Regions from separate parts of the Homo sapiens genome. Here regions 2 and 3 are each linked to region 1. A link is a loop called in an ENCODE intact Hi-C map of the cell type or tissue named here. Cell type or tissue: MCF 10A. All regions are shown on one strand.

Region 1 (2,500 bases):
GCAACTCAACAGTTTTTAGTGCAAACAGAATCTTAGTAATGGAGGTAAATAAAGAATGAATAAGAGGTAAAAATGGATATAGAAGTAAAACACAAGACATGGGGGTATAAATAAATTAAAACTAAGTTCTGAAAAGTGACTTTTAGTAATAGAAACCTAAAAACATTTCATAGAAGGCAAGAACAAAGTCTGACAACAGAGTTTAGTTTTAGTGGACATTGTGGTAGTAAATATGTAAGTTACTTCTCTCTTCAGAATACAACAGATCTCACTGGGCCTTCCAGGGTCATTATTCCTAGAAATAATCCCACTAAATGCCCATCTTAGCAACGCACATTTCCATGTGTGAGTTATTTCTCTCTCAGCCCCATTTAAAAATGTGAAATTTGGATTTAGAAGGGGACATGTATTTAAGGAAGAGAAGTGCCACACAAATAATGGAGCAATTTTACCATGAAATTAATGTCATGAAAATAGATATTTCTATAAATACCTCTTGTTTTTATTATTAAGACAATGCAGACATAAAACACTTCATACTGTAGTTTCTACATTGCAGCCAAACCACTTATCAATGGCCAATAAATTACTTCACTCCTATGATAGATACAAATGCTCGATTCAAGTTCAATTAATAGAATAGTGTCAGGATATCATGCAGACAGCTTGCATAAATACTCGAGGAATAATAGCATACCTTCAGTAGATTCTGTGATTTTTAAGCATGAAAACTTTGTCTTATTCCAAATTTCAAAAGATGGAATAAAGAATGTTTTCATATAAAATACATTTGGAACAGTTTTCCTTCTTAAAAAAAAAGGCATCTAACCCACTTGCAACATATACTGGCAATTCATCTTTGTAGTTACAAAATCAGATAGATATATATTCTTTTTCATCTCATGTGACTGTATGTGAACATTTCAGTAATTCCAACAATATCAAACAGCTAAATTCAAAATCATATAATACTTTCTAATAAGTGTATACGATATATATCTTTTGTAGCCAAAGGCAGAAAGACCTTCAGTTAGTTGATTTCATGTTTGGGCACTAGTTTATATTTTATCAGATAATTAAAAGTCATTAGTTATTTCACAGTATAAAATATTGAATCAATTACCAACAGGCTTTTATTTTCTGCTCCTAATTTCGAAATGTATTTGGACTCGAGGTATGGGAATAATGTCACTGCTTATCAAACAATTTTCTGGAAATCTTAATGCACAAAAATTTCCAGATTTATATATTCAAAAATAAATTATATGTTAAATGAAATTAAGAAAAAAAGGCGAGGGGAAGGAGAAAATCTAGTTTATATTCTGTGTGAATAGCTTTCAATATCTTCCAGGTGGGGGCAACCGTAAGCCACTTTTGAGAGAAGGGAGAACAGGCTCTTTAAGCTCCCTGAGTCTAGTTACAGAAGACTTCCTGGCAGTAACACCGTGAATAAAACAACCACAAGCTTCCAGGAGATGAGACTTCTAGGCTCTGCTCCAGACAACACCCGGCCATGGGCAACAGGGCCCACCGCCCTGGGCGCGCCGCAGCCTCGGCCACTCCGAGTCGGCTCCGATCGCGCACGCGCGCCGTGCACCTGCCCCATCGCGCCCAGCTGCTGCCTGAGCTCCGGGCACGCCCGCGCTGTGCCGGCGGGGAGTGTCCGTCACTCTCAGCGCTCAGGATCTCTCCCTTTCCAGGACCGCTAGGAAGCAGGAAATCCTTTTCCTCTCACGTTTACATCCCATTCATTCTTCCTCCGGGCAATTCAAGTCCATTCACAGCCGCCACAGATGCACGTGTGCACGCGCGCAGCTGCACCTTTAAAGAAACTCTCAAGTCCTGGCGGCCAGAAAACCAGCTTTCAGGCGGGGCGGTGGGGCTCCCCCTCCCCTTGCTTCGTCTCTGCAGATCTTTGTGCTCTAGGGAGGGATGGCCGCACATTCTGACGAGGACGAGGGTGGTGCATAACGCGGAGGTCAATTTTGCACAGTCCAGGCAAAAGAGACCCCCCCCCCCCACCAACATCCCTTCCTGTTCAGTTTCCCTCTCTGGCCCAGCGCGAAGGGCGAGGGGCGACAGAAGCCCGAGGGACAGAAAACCGAGGCTCCTCAGTGGCCGAGTTGGGAGAGAGTGTGAGTCCAGGAGAGCCCGGGGGCAGCAGGGAGAGGGTGCAGAAGCTCGAGCGCACCGAGCCAGAGGCCCCCTCTTCTCCCGCCACGCGGGGCTGGAGGTGCAGGCGCCGGTTCCGCGGCGTGGCCCGGCTATGTGTCGCTCCTCCGCGCGCCGCCCGCCGCAGCCCGTGCCCTCGGGCCGCCGCCGCCGCCGCTGCCCCCCGTCGAGCCCGCGGCCGCACCCTCGGGCCGATACTTGAGCCAGCAGATGACCCAGGTGACAACGACCGAGAAGAGTGCCAGGATGCTGGCCACCGACAGGCAGATGGGCCCCACGGGCGAGGGCGAGGGCGACCCGGTGGCCGGTGCCTCGCCAGGGGGCGCCC
Region 2 (2,500 bases), 290 kb before region 1:
TGGATTAGATAAAGAAAATGTGGTACATAAATACCATAGGATACTATGCAGTCATGAAAAAGAATGAAATCATGTCTTTTGCAGCAATGTGGATGCAGCTGGGGTTCATTATCCTAAGCGAATTAACACGGGAACAGAAAAATAAATACTGCCATGTTCTTACCTATAAATGGGAGCTAAACATTGAGCATACATCAGCATAAAGAGGGAACAATGGGTACTGGAGACCACCAGAGGGGAAGAAGGGAGTGGGACAAGGGCTGAAAAACTCTTATTAGTTACTGTGCTTGCTGCCTGGGTGATGGGTTCATCCATACCTCAAACCTCAGCATCACACAATGTTTCCATGTAGCAAACCTGCACATGTACCTCCTGAATCTAAAAGAAAAGTTGAAATAATTAAAAAAAAAAACCCTCATTATGAAAGCCTATTTAATGACAGAGAAAAGCTCACTGCAAAATAGAAAAAGAAATAAATTTTCGAAAGAAAACTATATATAGTACACAAAAAATAGAGAAAATGCACAATAAAATATTAACTGTAGTTGTCTCTGAGTGGTGGAGATGTGAATAATTTTGTTTTCTTTAAAACTTTTCTACATTTTCCAAATGTCTCTGAGAATTATGTATTATTTCACAAAGTAATAATAACTGGCATGAAAATTCTCTGAAAATTTAACAATTAGCTCTTGCATGCTGACACGAGCTGGCTCCAGTACACCAGTAGGCCTGAAAATAACTTGGTTAAGTTTTTTGCTAAGAGGCAGAAATAAGAATCAAGATATGAGTTACATCACATAATAGGAAAATAAAGATCGTGAATTATTGGAACCTATAACTGAGTGGCTTGTGGAAGTTACACTTGCTACATTTCTTTATCAAGGTGTCCCAAAATAGAATAAAAATTGCTGGCTTAAAGCTCGAAGCTTGGTAAGATGTGCCCTTGTCAATTTAAAACAATATAAACAACCAGTAATTCCATGAGAAAAAAAAAATCTTGTGTATTAGTGTATTGTTTGCTGGTGTGATGAAATGCCTACTATCATTTTGAAATTATTAGACAGTATTCATTTCTCTGCCCATTCTCTACTTGCCAGGAGCAGAGTCTACAATTTACAGCATCAGCTGCTTAGTTTATAATCTTGATTGAGGTCATTTAATTTGAAATTAAATCAAGCAAAATAAATAAAGGCAAGATTCTACTGAGCATGTACATTACAACTATGACTATACAAATACCACCCGGTAAGAATAAATGGAACTAACTCTGAAAATTTTACTTGTCTTCAATGGCTTTCAAAGGGTCAGAGGAATATACGGTATTATAAGATGTAAACATTTCCTTTGAAGATCTATAGAGTAAATATCTAGTTGTCAAGCTAAATTGCTGAAGAAATGGGGGGGTTCCATCCAAAATTTGTGAGGAAGATAATAAAGTAATAGCAGCTTCTTTTGAAAGCACATTTTTGACCTACTTTATAAATTCCTATACTATGTTTCTCCTGGGCCACACTAGAGGGCGAACTTTCCCTTCTCTAGAAATCTTCCTAACCTGTGTCCTTTCAAAGGGACGCATTTTTCTAAGGAAGGTTGTTAATCTCCAGGAAATCTTAAAGACAATCAAGTAGGTTCAGTTAAAACAATCAGAATTAGCGGACTCCAGGAGAGAGCTTATTTACAAAGCAGAGGACAGTTTAAAGCAAAATGAAAGGAAAACAGAAAACAAAAACCCCTGTCCTCTATCAATTACTAATACGTTTTATACCTTGCACTTTATAAAGTGTGTTATGAATATTGTCTCTCCACATTCTCTCAGAGACCATATGTAATATTTTAGTCCATTTTCAAGCTGAGAAGCTGAGAAAATTGAAGCTCAGTGGTTTCAAGAGACTCGCTCAAGGTCAAACCGGTTTAAGGCAAGCAACCGAATCTAGTTATGATTTGAACTAATTTCTTCTTTCTTAAAGTTTGGCTCATTGAAGACCCAAGGTCTGTGGCATATGCAATGAGCCAGACTTGAAGAACTGTAGCTTTTCATGAAAAAACTCAGGACATCCCAGGGCAACAGCCCAGCTCGACATTCTCAGATGAACAAACTAGACTCTGGCTATCCCCACTTTGTAAGAAGAGCTAATGAGCAGAAACTTTCCATGACATCTGTACTCTCCTAAGGCTATGATTAAATCATTGACTTAAAATATTGCAAGTATGACACATTTGATTATTTTGCCCCTGGAAAAAATATTATAGGATATGCACTAATTTATTTACTTACATTAAGTAAAGATTTATAAAGAAGCTCTTTAAGTTACAATCCAAATTAAGAGAAAATATAAATTAGAATGTGATTACCTAAGTCACAGAAGGTCCCTTGCTTTCAAAAGGATTCGCTCCAGGGTTCCTTTGAACTGAGAGCTGCCCAGCTGTATGTTAAATGAGCCCATTTACAGTACAAGGGCTCAATTTACATAGAAATGCCCAGAAACAGAGCTGTCACACA
Region 3 (2,500 bases), 170 kb after region 1:
ATGCTGAAGCTCTGGTTGTCCCTGAGAGTTTCCAGACAGGGTTAATCTCTCTTCTAATAATTATTGGCTTTTGATCATCTCCCAGATTGGAAGCAAGGAGTACCTGTGTGAGAAGAGGGTGGGGCTGCTTCTACTTCACCAGCAGCTTTGAGGTTTGGTCAGAAGTTTCTGGTCCTATAATACCATGAAAGGAGCACCAGGCTGATGTAATATAGGTAGTGTTTCTTAGCTTTCAGAAACAGAGACCCACTCAAGCTAACTCAGGAAAGTAGGAATTTGCTGTAAAGTGATGGAAAATCTAAGAACCAGAAGCTCACAGGAACAAATGCTAGTGAACAGTTTGGCTGTCTGCTATAATTCAATTGTGATTTTCCTGATATCTTCTTCTTTATCTCCTTCTGTTGGCTGGTTACTTTCTCAACTGTCTTTTATTTGATTAATTGATTGATTGATTGGAGACAGGGTCTTGCTGTGGTACCCAGGCTTGAGTATAGTGGCACAATCATAGCTCACTGCAGCTTCGAATTCCTTGACTCAAGTGATCCTACCACCTCAGCCTCCCAAGTAGCTGGAACTACAGGCATGTAGCATCACACCTGGCTTAGTTGGGGGTCTCACTATGTTGGCCAGACTGGTCTCGAACTCTTGACCTCAAGCAATCCTTCCACCTTGGCATCTCAAAGTGCTGGGATTATAGGCATGGGTCACCCCTCAACTGTCTTTCAGTTCAGATTTTCAAGACAGCCAGACACAGCCCCTGGTGTAGTCTGGTAGCAAAACTCCATCCATCTCTGGCCAATGCATAGATTGGCTGTACTTGGTCCAAACAGCTGTATTGGGTAAGGATGGACAACTAACTAGGGCCACAGAGCCATGGGCCAGGTTCTGGAACATCAGGAGACCTGGACTGCAATCTTAGCAGTGAAACCTTCTTCAAGGAACTTGGAGATTCTGCCCTGCAGATTTCCTAGCTTCAGAGTGAAAGGACCCAGCTAGAGGATCTTTGGAGGCTTGTGATGTCATGACTCTTCATTATATGTTTGTTATGTGACACTTAAAACAGATTGATCCATGGTATAGAGGAAAAAGGAAAAGAAGGAAAGTTGGGCGGGACAACATTAAAAAAATAGAATAGAAGGTATTTCATCGCTTGTGCAGACTGAATGCTAATATGGCTTTACTTATTTTGTCTTGTGTTTTGAATCACCTCAGTATGAGACAGTACACTTGAAATGCATATCAACTCCATTGCTAAATAATTGTTAGCTTGTCTGCTGTTTTGTATTCAACATGACTGAAGGAATGCTTTAAAGGAAAATGCGTAATTGCGTGGCAAATATAAATTTCATTTTTTTTTTTTTCTGTAGAGCCAAAGTCCTGGTGATAAGGAAGCCTTAAAAGTGGAAGATTCCTTTTAGCAGGTTCTTCTGTTCCTATCCTTCTAAGACAAATTATGTTAAAGAGCTCAAGTTTAAAATGGTGGTTTTTCAGTATCTTTCACATTCTGATTATCAGCAGCTAGCTAGCTGATACTTACAGTAAAAACTACACTGAAAATTTACATTTAAATTGGACATACTATTTAGATAGTGTTTAACTGCTGTAGAGTTTAGGGTATTATTTTATGCAACAGTCATAAATTGGTTAAGAGGTAAACGTTTTGTGATAATGTGTCAAAACAGACTAGTGTGTTTTGGGATGTGGGCAGGCTGCCATCTGGCTGTCTCATAAGGGAGTCTGTCACCTGGTTAAAGACAAGAGGGAAAAAGCCTGTCCCATCCCTGTAATTCACAATCCTTAGACTGGGGTCAGTCTTAGTGCCAAAAGATGACTTTAAATGTGATTATCTCTTAATCCTCTGTTTAAACCACTACCCCTACACTTCAAAAGATTGCCCTGCTTGTTAAGTTGGTTCTTGCTTGAGATTAATGAGTCTTTAAAAGTATTCAACAATGGCCAGATTGTCACCCTCACTAACTTGCATTGAACGGAATAGAATTAGGCGTCAGAGATTCTGCCTAGTCCCTCTGAAGTGGAATCTGTAATTTAGCCTTAGTTAAATATTAAGTAAATGTCTCTAGGGGGTTTATTATAAAAACTGCATTGGTTTGGTTTTGAAACACAATAAGGAAAAGGTTTGGTTTTAGTGTAGGTTTAAAAAAAAGAAAGCTCTTAAAACTGGACTTGTGGTGAACAAATAAGTTTAGATCTCTCTAATTATCAACCATCTTTACCAGAAAAATGATTCTCTTTTTTTATGATGATGACTGGAAAACGTGCTCACATTCTTCCGTCCCTCTCTCCTTCCTTCCTGCTGCCCCTTCCCCACAGCTGCTAAGACTGCAATGCTGTTGGTGGAGTAGAATTGTAGCTGTCCCAGATAGAGCCCGTTGTTCCCCTCACCCCCAGGATCATTTCTGATGCTTCATTTACTGTATCGTGTGGATGGATGGGTAATGGCTTTAAAGCTTTGTCAGGTAGAAAATTGTTTGGATCATCA

What was found. A loop is a pair of places that touch in the nucleus more often than their neighbours do. Peaks named below come from ENCODE experiments on the same cell type or tissue, not always from the same donor. Only the 100,000 strongest peaks of a DNase experiment are listed, where the experiment ranks them.
Region 2: a loop joins it to region 1, with 6 times the contacts of the local background. A loop is called at or near these places in 3 of 110 quality-filtered maps.
Region 3: a loop joins it to region 1, with 19 times the contacts of the local background. A loop is called at or near these places in 13 of 110 quality-filtered maps.

The regions. Positions count from the first base shown.
Region 1 is chr2:222,316,764-222,319,263 of GRCh38, forward strand. RNF228 (ring finger protein 228) reads right to left here. Exons shown (of 1, transcript NM_001395871.1): 1 at 1-2,500. The coding sequence ends at 2,265. CT75 (cancer/testis associated transcript 75) reads left to right here and starts at 1,708. Exons shown (of 4, transcript NR_136642.1): 1 at 1,708-2,500. RefSeq lists enhancers at 1,401-1,996, 1,773-1,822 and a silencer at 2,293-2,500. In MCF 10A, CTCF peaks have their summits at 1,355 and 2,473 (motif pointing right); DNase peaks (open chromatin) are centred at 1,388 and 1,638.
Region 2 is chr2:222,023,588-222,026,087 of GRCh38, forward strand. No RefSeq gene overlaps it. Among named protein-coding and RNA genes, the nearest start is that of CCDC140, 270 kb to the right of the region's middle. RefSeq lists enhancers at 1,310-2,296, 2,297-2,500. In MCF 10A, a CTCF peak has its summit at 1,514; a DNase peak (open chromatin) is centred at 1,534.
Region 3 is chr2:222,481,960-222,484,459 of GRCh38, forward strand. The region is part of intron 2 of SGPP2 (sphingosine-1-phosphate phosphatase 2); the gene reads left to right. Among named protein-coding and RNA genes, the nearest start is that of SGPP2, 59 kb to the left of the region's middle. In MCF 10A, no CTCF peak of the experiment used is centred here; no DNase peak of the experiment used is centred here.